Regions from separate parts of the Homo sapiens genome. Here region 2 is linked to region 1. A link is an interaction called in ENCODE POLR2A ChIA-PET data of the cell type or tissue named here. Cell type or tissue: Caco-2. All regions are shown on one strand.

Region 1 (8,000 bases):
TCCTTTGAGATTATCTACATAAGAAATCTATTTACTATACAAGTTCTATACAGCAAAAAAAAATTAAGCAGATATTCCTTGGTGAAAGTAAGAAGGGCACACAAGGAAAGTATTTTTTACAGGTGTTATATATTACTTTGATAAAAAGTATATATAACACCTTTTATATTTCTTTTTATATATGTATATATAACACCTTATATATTTCTTTTTTACAGGTGTTATATATTACTTTGATAAAAGAAAAAAAACAAAAATAAAATTTAGTTATAGCCAACTCTTCTTCATGAAGAGATGCTACCTGAATTTAATAGTAGTTTCCATTTTTATATCCTCATTCCAGGTATATAAGTCATCAAGACAGGTTAGAGGGTATACTAGTTGTCACTTCATAAGAAAAGAAGCAAAATGCTAAAAATCATCATTTGAGAAGTTTTGAATCCAAGGAACTTCTTGTATGGATTAGGCTTCCAAATTTTGGAGATTCTCTAGCCTTTTGTAAAAAATAAGAGAGGTTATATCCTTCAGATGACAAAGGAAGCACAACACGTAGTAAAATGCCACGGAGAAAAGCACGACCTCATTGAGACCAAGGCACAGATTCGAATTCTGGCCTTGCCATCTAAATCTGAACAAATCGTTTTAATCTTACTGTGACTCAGTCTTCTTGTCCATAAAATGAAGAGATTAGGTTAGACGAAGCTTTTATTTTTCTCTACCACTAAAAATTTCAAAATGCTTATAATTCACTATGTGCTCATTAACATGATATATGCACTTCCTGATTTTAACCTTAATCCACACAAAAGCCAACTATCCTCATTAACAACAATATCTAGAAATTAGAAATCAGAAGCCACTAAAACTGAATGATTGGCATTAAGGTCTGAGACCCTGAAGAAGGCTTTTCACCGCCTGTAAGGTGGGTTTGTATCCATCAAACAAATAAAGAGGGCCACGATATATAAATGAAAAAATGAAGTATAAATAAGTGAACATCTGTAATAAACTAGTAGAGAATTAATAAAAAAAGAAACCTCATCAATGAAGCTGTATCTGTTCCAGAAAAGGTCTTCAGTTTCTATATATACACACAGGAACATACACACATATATACATAAAACACATACATACATATGTATAGATCATTATTAGCTAAATATAGAGTCAAAATAAAAAACGTATCTTCTACTCACTTTGACAGAGACACTCCCCCAGCTTTCCCAATCATCTCTTCATGGTGCAATACTGAGTGGTTCCATGGAATCTGGAGGAACTTTAAGAGTGTTCTCATCCACCGTTCAGGATGTAAGACAAGTTGTTCATAGTGAACCAACATGCACTTTTTATAACCAACCTCCATACACTGGTTATACATGGTCTCTATAGCACGATTCCACTTTGTCAAACAGTCCCTATAGCTGTTCAGATCAAATCCAGCTATAGTAACTTTTCGAGAAATCATTGAATGTACTGATGCCCGGCCATCTCGGACCATCAGGAGAAATTTGGCATTGGGGAATAACCTAGAAAGGTAAGTTAAAGATTTCAGGGCAAAAGGATCTTTATTACATAAATAAGGGGCTGGCTCCCCATGCTTAACGATAATTTCTAGTAAGAAGGCTTGCATGGCAGAATCCAGCACTTCATCAGTAACACCAGCCTCATCCAGGCGGATCTTCTCTTTACTTGACCGTGACCACATCTGCTTCAGGGCCAGGATTCGGGGAATGACCCTGGTTTCCTCTCCACAGCGAATGTCAGGATGTGCGTCCAGCATGGCCCTCATGAGTGTGGTTCCACTCCGAGGCACACCTCCAATAAATATTAAAGGCATATCTTTGTGATAGGCAAAGGTTTTGTTGGCTTTGAGGTCCAGGCCAGTTCTCACAGTGGTCCTTGTGCTCTCCAATTTGACTGGCTGGCTACGTTCCTCTATCCGGTGATGGCATTCCATGGCATGCTGGCCCAGGTAAAACACAGTCACAGAACTAATCACCAGACATGCCAATAGTAAGTTCTGCTTCAGCTTTCCAACCATCTTGATGTGGTTATCTTGTTATTAAACAGATATTTTGCTCAAAATGATTTTCGGAAAATGTTCAGGCCATGGACAGTCTACTTCAGAAAGATAACCAACATCTAGTAGAGAAAGGAAAAGGTTATTTATCATTACATTGAGATTGCTTACAAATCAGTCACCAGTTATCACCACTGCATTTTAGGTAGAAAGAAGCTGAAACAGTCTTGGATTCTTTGATATTCTTAAAACAAAATTGAGACCGGGCGCGGTGGCTCACACCTGTAATCCCAGCACTTTGGGAGGCCGAGGCGGGCGGATCACGAGGTCAGGAGATGGAGACCATCCCGGCCAACACGGTGAAACCCCATCTCTACTAAAAAAAAATACAAAAAAAATTAGCTGGGCATGGTGGCGGGTGCCTGTAGTCCCAGCTACTCGGGAGGCTGAGGCAGGAGAATGGCATGAATCCAGGAGGCAGAGCTTGCAGTGAGCTGAGATCATGCCACTGCACTCCAGCCTAGGCAACAAAGCAAGACTCTGTCTCAAAAAAACAAAACAAAACAAAACAAAACAAAAACAAATGAGTAAAATTTGTTTTACTCAGTATATACAGTATATACAAATTTGAGTAAAAATAAATCAATGTTTATAATCAGAAACAGCTTTTGTTAATGAAGTAATTTTGAAGCTATGTACCTGGTAAAGAATGGAAAATAAATAAAACTATTTCTATCAGTGAGTCAACCAAATATTTAATAAGCCCAAGAATGTCTGGAGTCCAACCCAAGGCTGATCTCTGCTATTCAGACTTGCTTTACCTCCAAGCAGTCATTATCTCCACATTCTAACAATGAGAAATTATAGAAGAAATATGAAACAACTTCCAAATCTTTAACAGAGATTCAGTTTATTATCCCACAATTTATTTAGGTACTACAGACCAGATAGGCTCGACTGAGGACCAACTTTGAAAAGGAAAACAGTATAGTAACTTCTGCTGTTGGAAAACAAAGCCTTTTGACAGACAGATATGTAAACAATAACAATAAAATGTGATGAGTGCCTCCGTGGAAATACGCAAAGGGACAATGGGAGCATAATGAAAAGGAGCATGTAATTGACCTGAGGAAGCTGTAAAAGTTTTACAGAAAGTAGGAAGGAAGGACCAGGTGCAGCAGCTTACGCCTGTAATCACAGCTCTTTGGGAGACCGAGATGGGAGGATCATTTGAGCTCAGGAGTTCGAGACCAGCCCACACTGAGACCCTGTCTCTTTAAGAAAGAAAAGACAGAGGGAGGGATATTCTAAACCAAAGGAACTTGTGTGCAAAAGCACAATGGCAAGACAGAACACAGCATAATTAGGTGACAGGAAGAAGTTTAGGAAAGCTAGTGTATAGGCTGCAAACAAAATTGTATGTATAAGTATCTGTGATCTAATCCTCAGAAGGACAGGTAAGATCTGGACACAGGAAGCACTCCATGCTGCAGGTACACTATGACCAAAGACATGGATGTGCAAAAGCAGAAGCATGTATATGAAACAGCTGGAGCTGCTAGTTTAGCTAGAGCAAGGGTATACAGTGGGAAACAGACAGCAACCAGACTACATGTACACCAAAATAATTTACCCTGAATCCTCAGAAGGCAAGTGTGACAGTTAATTTTATGTGTCAACTTGGCTAGACTTTGGTGTCCAGTTGTTTGATCAAACACCAATCTAGATATGTCTGTGAAGGTATATTTTAGATGTGATTAACACTTAAATCAACAGATTTCTAGTAAAGTGGATTACCCTCCATAATACAGGAAGGCCTCATCTAACAGGTAAAGGCTTTAAGAGCAAAGACTGAGGTTTCCTGGAAAAGAACTACAACATAGAAACCCTGCCTGTGTGTCCAGCCTGCTACCGAGCAGAATCTGGAGTTAAGACTGTGGCAGGCCAGGTCTCACTAACGCAGGCCTCCATAACAACTGTTTCAGTACTGACTGAGTGGTTAAGTTAAATATTAAAAGCTAAAAAAAAAAAAAAAAAAGCCAGTGCTGTTATACAAAGGCTGGAATGTAACAAAAGCGCACCAAGAGTTTTGCCCAGGCCTTTCCTGGGCCTTAAAGCATGACAAAATAACGAAGGAATTCTTAACAGGACCCATTTAGGATTAAACAAGTTTTATTAGGGGTCTGAAGAAACTCCCCAGGCCTCCACAAACAAGTTTATTGGAGGTCTGAAGGAACTCTCCAAATCTCCGTGATTTAGCAGGAGATAAGATAAGGGTAATCACCCCAGAACCTAGACCCACTTAGATGAAGTAAACTTACTGAGGCTCCAGAAGAAGGGCTTCAGGACTCAGACTTTAGTTACAGATTAAAAGAAGTTAATCACTTACATCTTCAGATGAATGCACACTTACATGCAGACATATAGGTTAGAAGGTACATAAGCTCAGAAAAACTTTGTAATTTTAAGTCGGTCTGGTGATAATTTCCAGGCCTCCCTGTAACAGTTACAGAAATAAAAACTCTCTTCCTCCCCAGTTCATCTGCATCTCGTTATTGGGCCACAAGAAACAGCAACCCGACCCTCAGTTTGGTCCGGGAACAAGACTGCAACATCAACTCATCTCTGCCCAACTGCCCTGTGAATTTCAGACTTGAAAGCCCCACAATCGCATAAGTGAATTCCTTAAAATCAGTCTCTTTCTCTCCCTACCCCCGACCCCTCCCCATATACAGAGTGGGCATGCGCGTTACCCACCACTCTAAATTCAGTGAGATCCCTTCCAACCCACTAGCAAAGCAGCCAGTCCTAATGGTTTGCCTTACCCTGACTACTGGTTGTTTTTCTGTAAAACCCTAACACAGGGGTTTGGTTTTGTTTTTCTGGAGAACCCTAAGGATACAGTAAATATACCTGGGGAAATGACTAACTACACTAAAAAATACATTCTGAGAGGGAAGACTTCCAGCTACAGCCTAGTGAGAAGGTAGTTAATTCCTCTCCCCAAAAACCAATGATAAAGCTGGGTGAAATGGGCAAAACAACCCTTTCAGTGCTCTGGAAATCCACCAGAAGAATACAACAACCTGAGAAGCATTTATGCTTGAAAAACTGCTAAAAGGTGGGTAAGAACAATGAGGGTCTGTGTAAGGTTACTCCCACCTCATCTACTCATTCAGTAGGTACAGAGGTTCTGCAAGGCAGAGCAGGGCAAGGCAAACCATTAGGACTGACAGTTCACTGAGTTTGGAGTGGGGAAGAACGCACATGACCACCTGCACTGTCAGAGTAAGTGATGGAGCAGGTGGGAGGCGAGTGAGAGGGTGAACAGCTCTAGAAGGTGGAGGTTGCAGTCTGGGTGGGGCACATTTGTTGGCCAACCCAGAAGTGGCATGCAGGCACAGAGGAGACATGAAAGGACTGGGTGGAAAGTAAAAGACAGCAGATCTGAAAAAGCCTAAACTTTGTATGTGCTCCCTACCCACAGAGATCTACTGGCAGAGGACAAATGCCTTACTGGCTCAAGATGTCTGAGGCAACCACTGTCCAAGCACTGGGTGACCACTGATCACTAAGCTATGCAGACAGGAAGGCAACTCCTAGAAAGCCATGCTTAAAAATGAAAACAATTATAAAGTGTGTGCACACTTGTTTTTAAAAAAGCTTTATTGAAGTGTAATTTATATATAGTATGTGAACTTCCAAAACCTAAGACAGGTATCAGTTAATTTAGAAAGTCTATTTTGCCAAGGTTGGGGAACACGCCTGTGAAACAGCCTCAGGAAGTCCTGATGACCTGTGCCCAAGGTGGTTGAGATACAGCTTGGTTTTATACATTTTAGGGAGACATGAGACATCAATCAATATATGTAAGAAGTACATTGGTTCCGTTTGGAAAGGTGGGACAGCTCAAAGCAAAGGCAGTATATATACATTAAGTATATATACTTAAATAAAGTACATATACCTTACACTATATATACTTCATTAAAGTTGTTTAGATATAAACAATCCTAAAAGTGTGTGTGTGTATATACATATATATATGAGAGCAACATAAGCACACATTTAAATGACAAGGCAAATTTATAGAGACAGAGTGAAAAAGCAGGGATTTAAGTGCAAGCTTACATGAAGGAACTTTTTGCGGTGACTGAACTGTTCTAAAACTGAACTGTTGTCATAGTTGTACAACCCTATAAAATCTACTAAAAAATTATTGAATTACACCCTCATACTTGTGAAAGGAAAATAAATCTTGGGGCCCCCAAATCACTAAGCTAAAGGGAAAAGTCAAGCTGGGAACTGCTTATGGCAAACCTGCCTCCCATTCTATTCAAAGTCATCCCTCTGCTCACTGTCTGTCAAAGTATTTTTCTAGTAATGAATTCCTTTTTTTAAAAAAAAGCTGTATTGAAGTGTAATTTATATATATAGTATGTGAACCTCCAAAGTCTGAGACAGGTATCAGTCTCAGTCAGACAGATAGATGCATATATGATTGCCTCCTTTGGAAAGGCTAATCAGAAACTCAAAAGAATGCAACTGTGCGTCTCTCACCTATCAGTGACCTGGAAGCCCCTTCCCCGCTTCAAGTCTTCCTGCCTTTGCTTCGAGCTGTCCCACCTTTCCAAACGGAACCAATGTACTTCTTACATATATTGATTGATGTCTCATGTCTCCCTAAAATGTATAAAACCAAGCTGTATCTCAACTACCTTGGGCACACGTCATCAGGACTTCCTGAGGCTGCTTCACAGGCGTGTTCCCCAACCTTGGCAAAATAAACTTTCTAAACTAACTGATACCTGTCTCAGATTTTGGAAGTTCACATACTATATATATAAATTACACTTCAATACAGCTTTTTTTTAAAAAAGGAATTCATTACTAGAGAAGTACTTTGACAGTCTCAGTAGAATACACCAACTAAGAACTGGTTCTTATTTATTCATGTGTATACTCTTTTAATCATTCATTCAATATATGTTTGAGCACATAGTTTTGTGCCAGGCACTATATAAAGCTTCAACAAAGAATCACAAAGACTAGGTTGAGATTAAAATATCAGCTTAATAAGAAAAAACTGCAAAGAAAAAAGTATTAAGATAATTGGTGGCAATATAGCATTAAAATGTCTATGCAGGAGAATGGCGTGACGTGAACCCGGGAGGCGGAGCTTGCAGCGAGCCGAGTTCGCGCCATTGTACTCCAGTCTGGGCGACAGAGCAAGACTCTGTCTCAAAAAAAAAAAAAAAAAAATCTATGCAGAACATTGCATCCATTATGTTAAAAGACACACTTAAGATGATATCCTAATGTTCAATTCAAAAGGAGCCAGGTAGAAAGAAAAGGAAACAATGGCAAGAAAAGAGAATAATGTAGAAAACAGAGAAGAGTCGATCCTATTATACAATAACATTTTGGTTAAAGAAAGTAAAACCATATTACAGATTCAAAAAAAGAAAGCTTCCGGCTGGGCGCGGAGGCTCACACCTGTAATCCTAGCACTTTGGGAGGCCAAGGTGGGCAGATCATGAGGTCAGGAGATCGAGACCATCCTTGCTACGGTGAAACCCCATCTCTACTAAAAATACAAAAAATTAGCCAGGCGTGTTGGCGGGCACCTGTAGTCCCAGCTACTGGGGAGGCTGAGGCAGGAGAATGGCATGAACCCGGGAGGTGGAGCTTGCAGTGAGCTGAGATCCTGCCACCGCACTCCGACCTGGGAGACAGAACGAGACTCCGTCTCCAAAAAACAAACAAACAAACAAACAAACAAAACTTCCCTGAATGTAAACAGACACTATAGATGTAAGGATCTATACATCCATAGAGCAAAACAAATGGTAACAGACCCAATCTGGACACATCTTGGCAATTCCAAGCACGAAAAATTCTGCAGGCTTCCAAACAGAAAAAATGAAAAACCCAAACGACCAATAACAAGCTGACATTTGATGGCACTGAAACATTAAAT
Region 2 (8,000 bases), 140 kb before region 1:
GCTACTCGGGAGGCTGAGGCAGGAGAATCGCTAGAACCTGGGAGGTGGAGGTTGCAGTGAGCTGAGATCGTGCCATTGCACTCCAGCCTGGGTGACAGGGCAAGACTCTATCTCTAAAAAAGAAAAACAGAAGAATAAATTCTAATGACTTACACATATTCTTTTGACAGCAAGAAGAACTTTTAGTAAATACATTCCTTACAAACAAACAGAAGGCAAATAAACACTGTTGTACAGGAACTTCAACACACACTGTACAATATTCCCACTTTGCTGATGTCAGTTATGGAAATTCTTCATGGTTTACTTGACTATCGCTATCAGTATTTTGCATCTCTCATCATTTTTGTCAACTTCCTCATCTGCTAACTTCTCTCCAAGGTATGTCATATTGTGACATACTGCTGCTGCACGAACATGGCCAGTGTCATCCTATTAAACATGTAGAATCCTTCCCTAATTTGTTTTTTTACCCTCTGTCTCTTTGTTTTGCATTTTTCTTACCCTTATTGTCAGAAACTCCAGAAAGTCAATCGTAGTGATTTATCACCAATTGCTCCATTAATTTATACTTTGCTTACATGGAATTTTGCCCAACAGACATCATTACAATTTCTAACCTTTTTTTTTTTTTTTTTTTTTTTTCCTGAGACAGGGTCTTGCTCTGTTGTCCAGGCTGGAGTGCGGTAGTGCTATCACAGCTGACTGCATCCTCAACCTCTCAGGCTCAAGCAGTCCTCCCACCTCAGCCTCCCAGGTGGCTGAGACTGTACGTGCTTGCCACAATGCCCAACTAATAATTTGGACTTTTCCTATACATGGGTTCCAAAGGGCTGACTGCGAAACGTGAGTATGCATGGATTTTGGTATATGCAGAGATGGGGGGCTGGAACGAATCCTTTCTGTATACTGACGGACGACCATATATGTTTTTACACTTATGCTGTACGACACATATTGTTCCATAGCCTTGAAAATAGTAATTTTTAATGACAAATAATTTTGAATTTAGTGGTATAATATAAAAGCAGCTGACCAGGTGTGGTGGCTCACACCGGTAATCACAACACTTTGGGAGGTTGAAGCAGGAGGATGGCTCAAGGCCAAGAGTTTGAGACAGGTCTCAGAAATCAAGGGAATCACCATCCCTACAGAAATATACATGAATTAGCCTAGTGTGGTGGCATGTTCTTGTAGTCCCAGCTACTTGGGAGGCTGAGGTGGGAGGATCACTTGAGCCCAGGGAGGCTTAGACTGCAGTGAGTCATGATCAGGCCTCTGCACTCCAGCCTGAGTGACAGAGTGACCCCATCTCAAAACAACAAAAAAGTAGCAGCTAACATTAACTGTCCTTCTACCAGGTGCCTATAAATACCATAGATAGTTTAATTTCTTTTTTTTTTTTTTTTTTTGAGACGGAGTCTCGCTCTGTCACCCAGGCTGGAGTGCAGTGGCGCAGTCTCGGCTCACTGCAAGCTCCGCCTCCCGGGTTCACGCCATTCTCCTGCCTCAGCCTCTCCGAGTAGCTGGGACTACAGGCGCCCGCCACCACGCCCGGCTAATTTTTTTTTATTTTTAGTAGGGACGGGGTTTCACCGTGGTCTCGATCTCCTGACCTCGTGATCCACCCGCCTCGGCCTCCCAAAGTGCTGGGATTACAAGCGTGAGCCACCGCGCCCGGCCAGATAGTTTAATTTCTTATAACTGTTTCTTATTTCACTTAACCACTCTGTCTTCAGTTACTACCAGATTTTCACTGTGTTTGTGCAGATGACCTTTTGTTTAGGTTCAGTTGTCTTGCAAGGTATTTCCAGAAGAAAGATTACAGTGAGTCATGGTGAATGGACATTCTCATTGTCCTTGATGTAAATTGACAAGGTTTTGGGTGCCTCGCAGGTATAATCCCAGCACTTTGGGAGGCCAAGGCAGGAGGATTGCTTGACCCCAGGATTTGGAGGAGACAGTAGGGTGAGACAGTGTCTCTATTATTAAAAAAATTGCTGGTCAGGTGTGGTGGCTCACGCCTGTAATCCCAACACTTTGGGAGGCTGAGGTGGGTGGATCACCTGAGTTCTGGCTTGCGATAACCAGCCTGACCAACATGGAGAAACCCTGTCTCTACTAAAAATACAAAATTAGCTGGGTGTGGTGGCACACACATGTGATCCCAGCTACTCAGAGGCTGAGGCAGGAGAATCACTTGAACCCAGGAGGTGGAGGTTGTGGTGAGCCGACATCGCACCATTGCACTCCAGCCTGGGCAACAAGAGTGAAACTCCATCTCAAAAAAAAATAAATAAATAAATAAACAATTGGAAGCTTTACCGTGAAAGGCTTACATACAATTTAAACACCCCTCATTGTATAAGAAAGTGCCCATTTCACTGCATCTTTGCCAGCACAGGGTATTATAATTTAATAAGTTATTTTTTGTTTTATGATTTTATTATTACTTTATTTGTCACATTTCAACATCTTATACATTATTAGCCCTATTTCTTTTCTGTGTGTAAATAGTTGTTTTGTTCTTTGAGACAGGGTCTTGCTTTGTCACCCAGGCTTGACTATAGTGCCATAATCATGACTCACTGTAGCCTTGACCTCACAGGCTCAAACTACCCTCCTACTTCAGCTTCCCGAGTAGCTGGGATTATGAGTATGCACCACCACACGCAGCTAATTTTTTTCTTTTTTTGGATAGAGACAGGGTGTTGCCCAGGCTGGTCTCTACCTCCTGGCCTCAAGCAATCCTCCTGCATTGGCTTCTTAAATTACTGGCATGAGCCACCATGCCTTACTTTGGCTAGTCCTATATTCTCTAGAATTCTCTTTACTTTGTGCTAGCCAATCTCTCATGCTGTTCCCCTGTTATAATGAATAATTATCTATATTAAATTTTAGCACTTTGGGCTTTTGAGTGGTTTATGTCTCCTGATTGGACCCTGACTAATACAGAGTTGATGCTGGGAAGGGTCCCAGGAGACAGACCCACACAGATGGGATTTGGGGATCAGTTTGGTTATCTTAGGGGCCGTGCTGAGCTCCTTGCAATGGGAAATGGGATGCTGTTGATTTCCAGGAAGTGACCTCACAATGACTCAAGCTACCACTTAGTGTTGATTGTGATGAAATGCCAGCTGTGGCATATGCCTTGGGAGCTAAGTGGCTGCTGCACTTGACCACTATGAAGACTGGTGTGGAAGGGTCCTTCTGGATGTACTTGGGCAGGGTCCCCAACGCCAGAGCCATGGAACTGTAAGGAGCCACACAGCCGGAGGTGAATGGTGTTGAATGAGGGAAGCTTCATCTGTGTTTACAGCCACTCCCCATTGCTCACATTCCTGCCTGAGCTCTGCCTTCTCTCAGATCAGCAGCAGCATTAGATTCTCATAGGAGCATGCACCCCATTGTGAACCATGCATGTGAGGGATCTACGTTGCGCTGTCCCTATGAGAATCTAATGCCTGATGCTCTGTCACTTTCTCCAATATTATCTTCAAGTGAGCCACTCCTGGCCCAATTCCTGTCTCCCGTTGGCCTATAGAGGCCAAGCCTCTGCCTCATGATGGCCTCTGCAGGTCAAGCTCCTCCTCCTGGTTCCGTCTACAGGCCCAACACTTCCCTCAAATAAACTCTTCTGCCCAGCTCCTGTCCAGCTCACGGCAGCCACTGTCGGCATGAAAATTCCTCAATTCAAGCTCTCTAGGCCCACCTTCTGCCTCCCACTGGCCTGGACACGCCCAGCTCCAACCTGACAATGGTCTCTACAGGCCCAGCTCATCGGGCTCTGAGGGACCTCTCCAGGCCAAGCTCTTACCTCACGGAGGCTTCTCCAGGTCGTTTCTCCCTGTCTTCAGGCAGTGGTGACAGGTCAGCTCCTCCTCCACAGTGGCCTCGTTTGGGCAGGTCCTGCCTCTTGCAGCCTCTCAAAGCCCAGCTCCTGCCTCTGAGTGGCTTCTGCGCACCCAAATGTCCTCCAGTCAGCCTGTCCTGGCTGAGCTCCTGCGACCTGGCTGAGCTCCTGCCTCCTGTCGGCCTCTATAAACCCAGCCTCTGCTGTATGGTGGCTTCTTCAGGCCCAGCTCTTCCTCCTGGCGGTGTATACAGGTCCAACTCCTGCTTCCCAATGGACTCTTTAGGCCAGGCTCATGCCTTACGGCAGCCTTTCCTGGCCCAGCTTTTGCCTGTTGGCATACCCTCCAGGCCCACAATGTACTCAGATCAGCCACTCCATTCCCAGCTCTTCTTCCTGGCTGTGTCTACAGGCCCAACTGCTGCCTCACAACACCCTCTTTTGGCCCAGCTCCTGCCCAGCACCTGGTGGCCTCTATATGCCCCAGACTTCTTAAAGTCAACTTTGCTAGGCCCACCTTTGGCCTCCCAGCGGCTTTGACAGGACCAGCTCTTGCCTCATGGCAGCTTCCCAACGCCAGGTTTCTGCCTGCATTGTGGCATCCTTGATGGACCCAACTCTTGCTTTATGCCGGCCTTCCCACACCAAGTTTCTGCCTGCCTCATGGCAGGATCCGATAGGCCCAGCTCCTGCCTCTAATGGCCTGGTTAGGCTCATCTCATCCCTCAAGGTGGCCACCCCAGATGAAGCTCCTGCCTTTTGGCAGCCTTTAGAGGCCCAGCTCATGCATCTCATTGCCTCTTGAAGCCCAGCTCATTCCTCAAAACGGCCTATCCACGCCCAGCTTTTCCCTTTGGTGGCTTCTCCAGGCCCAGAAATTCCTCAGTTCGGCTTCGCAAGGTGAAGTTGCTGCCTCCCTGTGCCTTCTCCAGGCCCAGTTCTTCCTCCCAGCTGGGTCTACAGTCCCATCTCCTGACTCAAAACAACCTATTTTGGCTCGGCTCCTGCCCAGCACCTGGCGGCCTTTGTAGGCCTAAAGCTTCCTCAAGTCAAGCGTTCCAGGCCCAGATCATGCTGCCCAGGGGCCTTCACAGGCCCAGCTACTGCCTGACGATGGCTTCCCCAGGCCCAGGTCTTGCCTTCCCCCAGCCTCCCGAGGCCCAGCCCTTGCCTCACAGTTGCTTTCCCAGTCCACGTTACAGCCTGTTACCCGACGGCCTTGACAGACCAAACTCTTCCTTCACACTGGACAGTTTAGGACAAGCTCATACGTCTTCCAGCCTCTCCAGGTCAAGCTCCTGCCTCACACTGGCCTCTATAGGCCCAGGTGCTGAATCGCAATGGTCTGTTTAGGTCCATCTCATGCCTTTCTCAGACTCTCCAAGCGACGATCTGGCCTGACACTTGCTTCTGTGGGCCATGTGATCACTCACACTGGCCTCTTTAGGATCAGGGGATGCCTCTCCACAGGCCGAGATCCTGCCTGTTGTAGGCCCCTTCAGGATGCGCCGCTGCCTGACAGTGGACCCTCCAGGCCTAGATGTTACGTGATCATGGCCTCTGCAGGTCAAGAATTTAAATTTTCGCAGCCTCTATAGGCCAGGCTACTGCCTCCTGATAATGGCTTCTGCAGGCCCAAATCGTCCTGAAATAAGCCTCGCCAGGAACAGCACGTGTGTTGGATGCCCGAACAACCATAGCTTCTCCCGCACAGTGGCCCATGGGGGCCGGGCTCTTGCCTCAGCCTGGCCACCTCAGGCCCAGTTCTTGCCTGTTGGCGGCCGCTCCAGGCCCGGCTCCTGCCCCTCGGCCTCCTCTCCAGGCCCAGAACTGGTTCCCGTCGGCCTCTCCAGGCCCAGCTCTCCCGGCCACCTCCACGGGCCCAGCTCCTGCCTCACGACAACCACGTTCGGCCCAGCTCCTGCCCAGCTCCTGGCAGCCGTTGTAGGCCCCAGGCTTCCCTGCGTTCAGGCCTCCCGGACCCACCTTCGGCTTTCCGGCGGCCCTGAGAGACCCGGCTCCTGCCTGCCAGCGGCCTCTCCCGGCCCAGCTGCGGCCTCACGTCGGCCTCCCCAGGCCACGTTTCCGCCTGCCTCACGGCAGCCCCGGCAGGCCCGGCTCCCGCCTGCCGGGGGCCTCTTGAGGAGGCTCATCTCGTGCCCGGCCGCGGCCTCCCCAGGCCAGGCTCCTGCCTGCCGGCAGGCGCCACAAGCCCAGCTCCTGCGTCCCGAAGGCTTCTCTAGGCCCGGCTCGTGCCTCGCTGCGGCCTCTTGAGGCCCAGCTTTTCCCTTGTGGTGGCCTCTCCAGGCCCAGAACTTCCTCAAGTCGGCCTCCCCCGGTCCAGTGGCTGCCTCCCGGCCTCCTCTCCGGGCCCAGCTCTTTGCTCGCGTCTGCGCCCGTGGGCCCAGCTCCCGTCTCCAAACAGCCTCCTTCGACTCGGCTCCTGCCCAGCTCCCGGCGGCCTTCGTAGGCCCGAAGCCTCCTCCAGTCCAGCTCTCCAGGGCCGCGTCTTGCCTCGCCTCGCCTCCCCTCACCTTGCCTCACCTCGCAGCAGCCTTTCCAGGCCCAGCTCCCGCCTCCCGGCGGCCTTCCCCTGCCACGCTCGTGCCGGCCTCCCGGCAGCCTCCACCAGCCCGGCTCCTGCCTCACGCTGGCCCCTCTGGGCCCAGCTCATGCCTCGCGGTGGCCTCTCCGGGCCCAGCTCCCACCCAGCCTGACGGCGCCTCCCGGCCCCAAGCTGCCTTCCTCGATGTGGCCCAAAGTGGCCCAAAGCGTCCCAAAGTAGGCCTCGCCAGGCCCACCTCCTGCCCGGCGTAGGCCCTGAGGGGCGCGGCCCCTGCCCCATACTGGCCTCTTTTGGGCCCTCTCTTACACCAGCCCCTGTCTCAGGATTGTCTCTTCACGCCCATCTTCTGCCTCATAGTGGTCACTCAAGGCCTCGCTTTTGCCTGATGATTGCGTTTTCTGGTTTTGCTCTTGCCTTGTATTCCCTTCTTCGGGATACAGCTTTTACGTCTTCCATGGTGAACCTCATCAAGGAGACTAAATCTTCCCTGGTCTGTCATTTTTTTCACTTCACACCAGAGTGCCTTGGGAAAACCCCATCTCTTCTTTTAACCTTGAGAGTGGATTTCTGACGAATTGATAATAAATTTTTTCTCTGTGGTTTCAGTGATTTCTGTTTTATTTAATGTCCCATGGTGTTTTTTTGTCTGCTGGGGGTGAGGGTGGGAATGAATTTTTGGCCCTTTGTCTTTGCCCCGGAGATGGTAGCTTCTCACTTCATTTCTTCTGTTTTTATATTATTTACTGTTTTCTTTTCTTTTTTTCTTTTTGTTTTTCCTTAGGTTCTTACTCTGTCACCCAGGCTGGAGTGTAGTCATGTCATTATGGCTTACTGCATCCTTGGCCTTTTGGCCTCAAGTGATCCTCCCAACTCAGTAACTGAGACTATAGGCACATGCCAATATGCCTGGCTGATTTCTGTTTTTTTTATGAGGTTTTTTCTCACTAGGTTGCCCAGTCTGGTCCCAAACTTTTGGACACAAGCATTCCTTTTGCCTGGGCCTCCCAAAGTGCAGAGATTACAAGCATGAGCCATCATGCCCTGCCTGCAATTTTTCTGTCATGAACTATTAATAATTTACTTTTTGCTTAATATTCTATGACTATATATATTTATGTAAATATAGATACTTTAAATTTTTCTTTGATACCAATTTTTCCGGTTTTTTTTTTTTTTTTTTTTTTTTGAGGCTGGGTACTGCTTCGTCATTCAGGATGGAGTGCAGTGGTGTGATCTCGGCTCACTGCAAACTCTGCTTTTTTGGCTTAAGTGATCCTCCCACCTCAGCCTCCTGAATAAATGGGACCCCAGGTATGAGCCGCCATGCCCAGGTAATTTTTATATTTGTTCTAGACAGGAAGTCTCACCATGTTTCCCAGGCTGGTTTCAAACTCCTGGGCTCAAGCGATCCTCTCACATCAGCTTCCCACAGTGCTGGGATTACAGGTGGGATCCACACCTGGCCTGCCATTTTCTTTTCATAGATCATTAAGAATTTACTTTATGCCGGGCACGGTGGCTCACGCCTGTAATCCCAGCACTTTGAGGGGACGAGGTGGGTGGATCACGAGGTCAGGAGTT

The links. ChIA-PET counts read pairs that join two places held together with the same protein. Peaks named below come from ENCODE experiments on the same cell type or tissue, not always from the same donor. Only the 100,000 strongest peaks of a DNase experiment are listed, where the experiment ranks them.
Region 2: POLR2A ChIA-PET joins it to region 1 with 6 read pairs; 2 of 35 experiments call an interaction of 5 or more read pairs at or near these places.

What each region holds. Positions count from the first base shown.
Region 1 is chr7:66,234,467-66,242,466 of GRCh38, reverse strand. It overlaps TPST1 (tyrosylprotein sulfotransferase 1), which reads right to left. Exons shown (of 6, transcript NM_003596.4): 2 at 1,197-2,142. The coding sequence starts at 2,041. Among named protein-coding and RNA genes, the nearest start is that of TPST1, 33 kb to the right of the region's middle. RefSeq lists a silencer at 7,119-7,319. In Caco-2, no CTCF peak of the experiment used is centred here; a DNase peak (open chromatin) is centred at 4,136.
Region 2 is chr7:66,375,083-66,383,082 of GRCh38, reverse strand. LINC00174 (long intergenic non-protein coding RNA 174) reads left to right here. Exons shown (of 5, transcript NR_026873.1): 4 at 652-846; 5 at 3,080-7,039. Among named protein-coding and RNA genes, the nearest start is that of LINC00174, 21 kb to the left of the region's middle. In Caco-2, no CTCF peak of the experiment used is centred here; no DNase peak of the experiment used is centred here.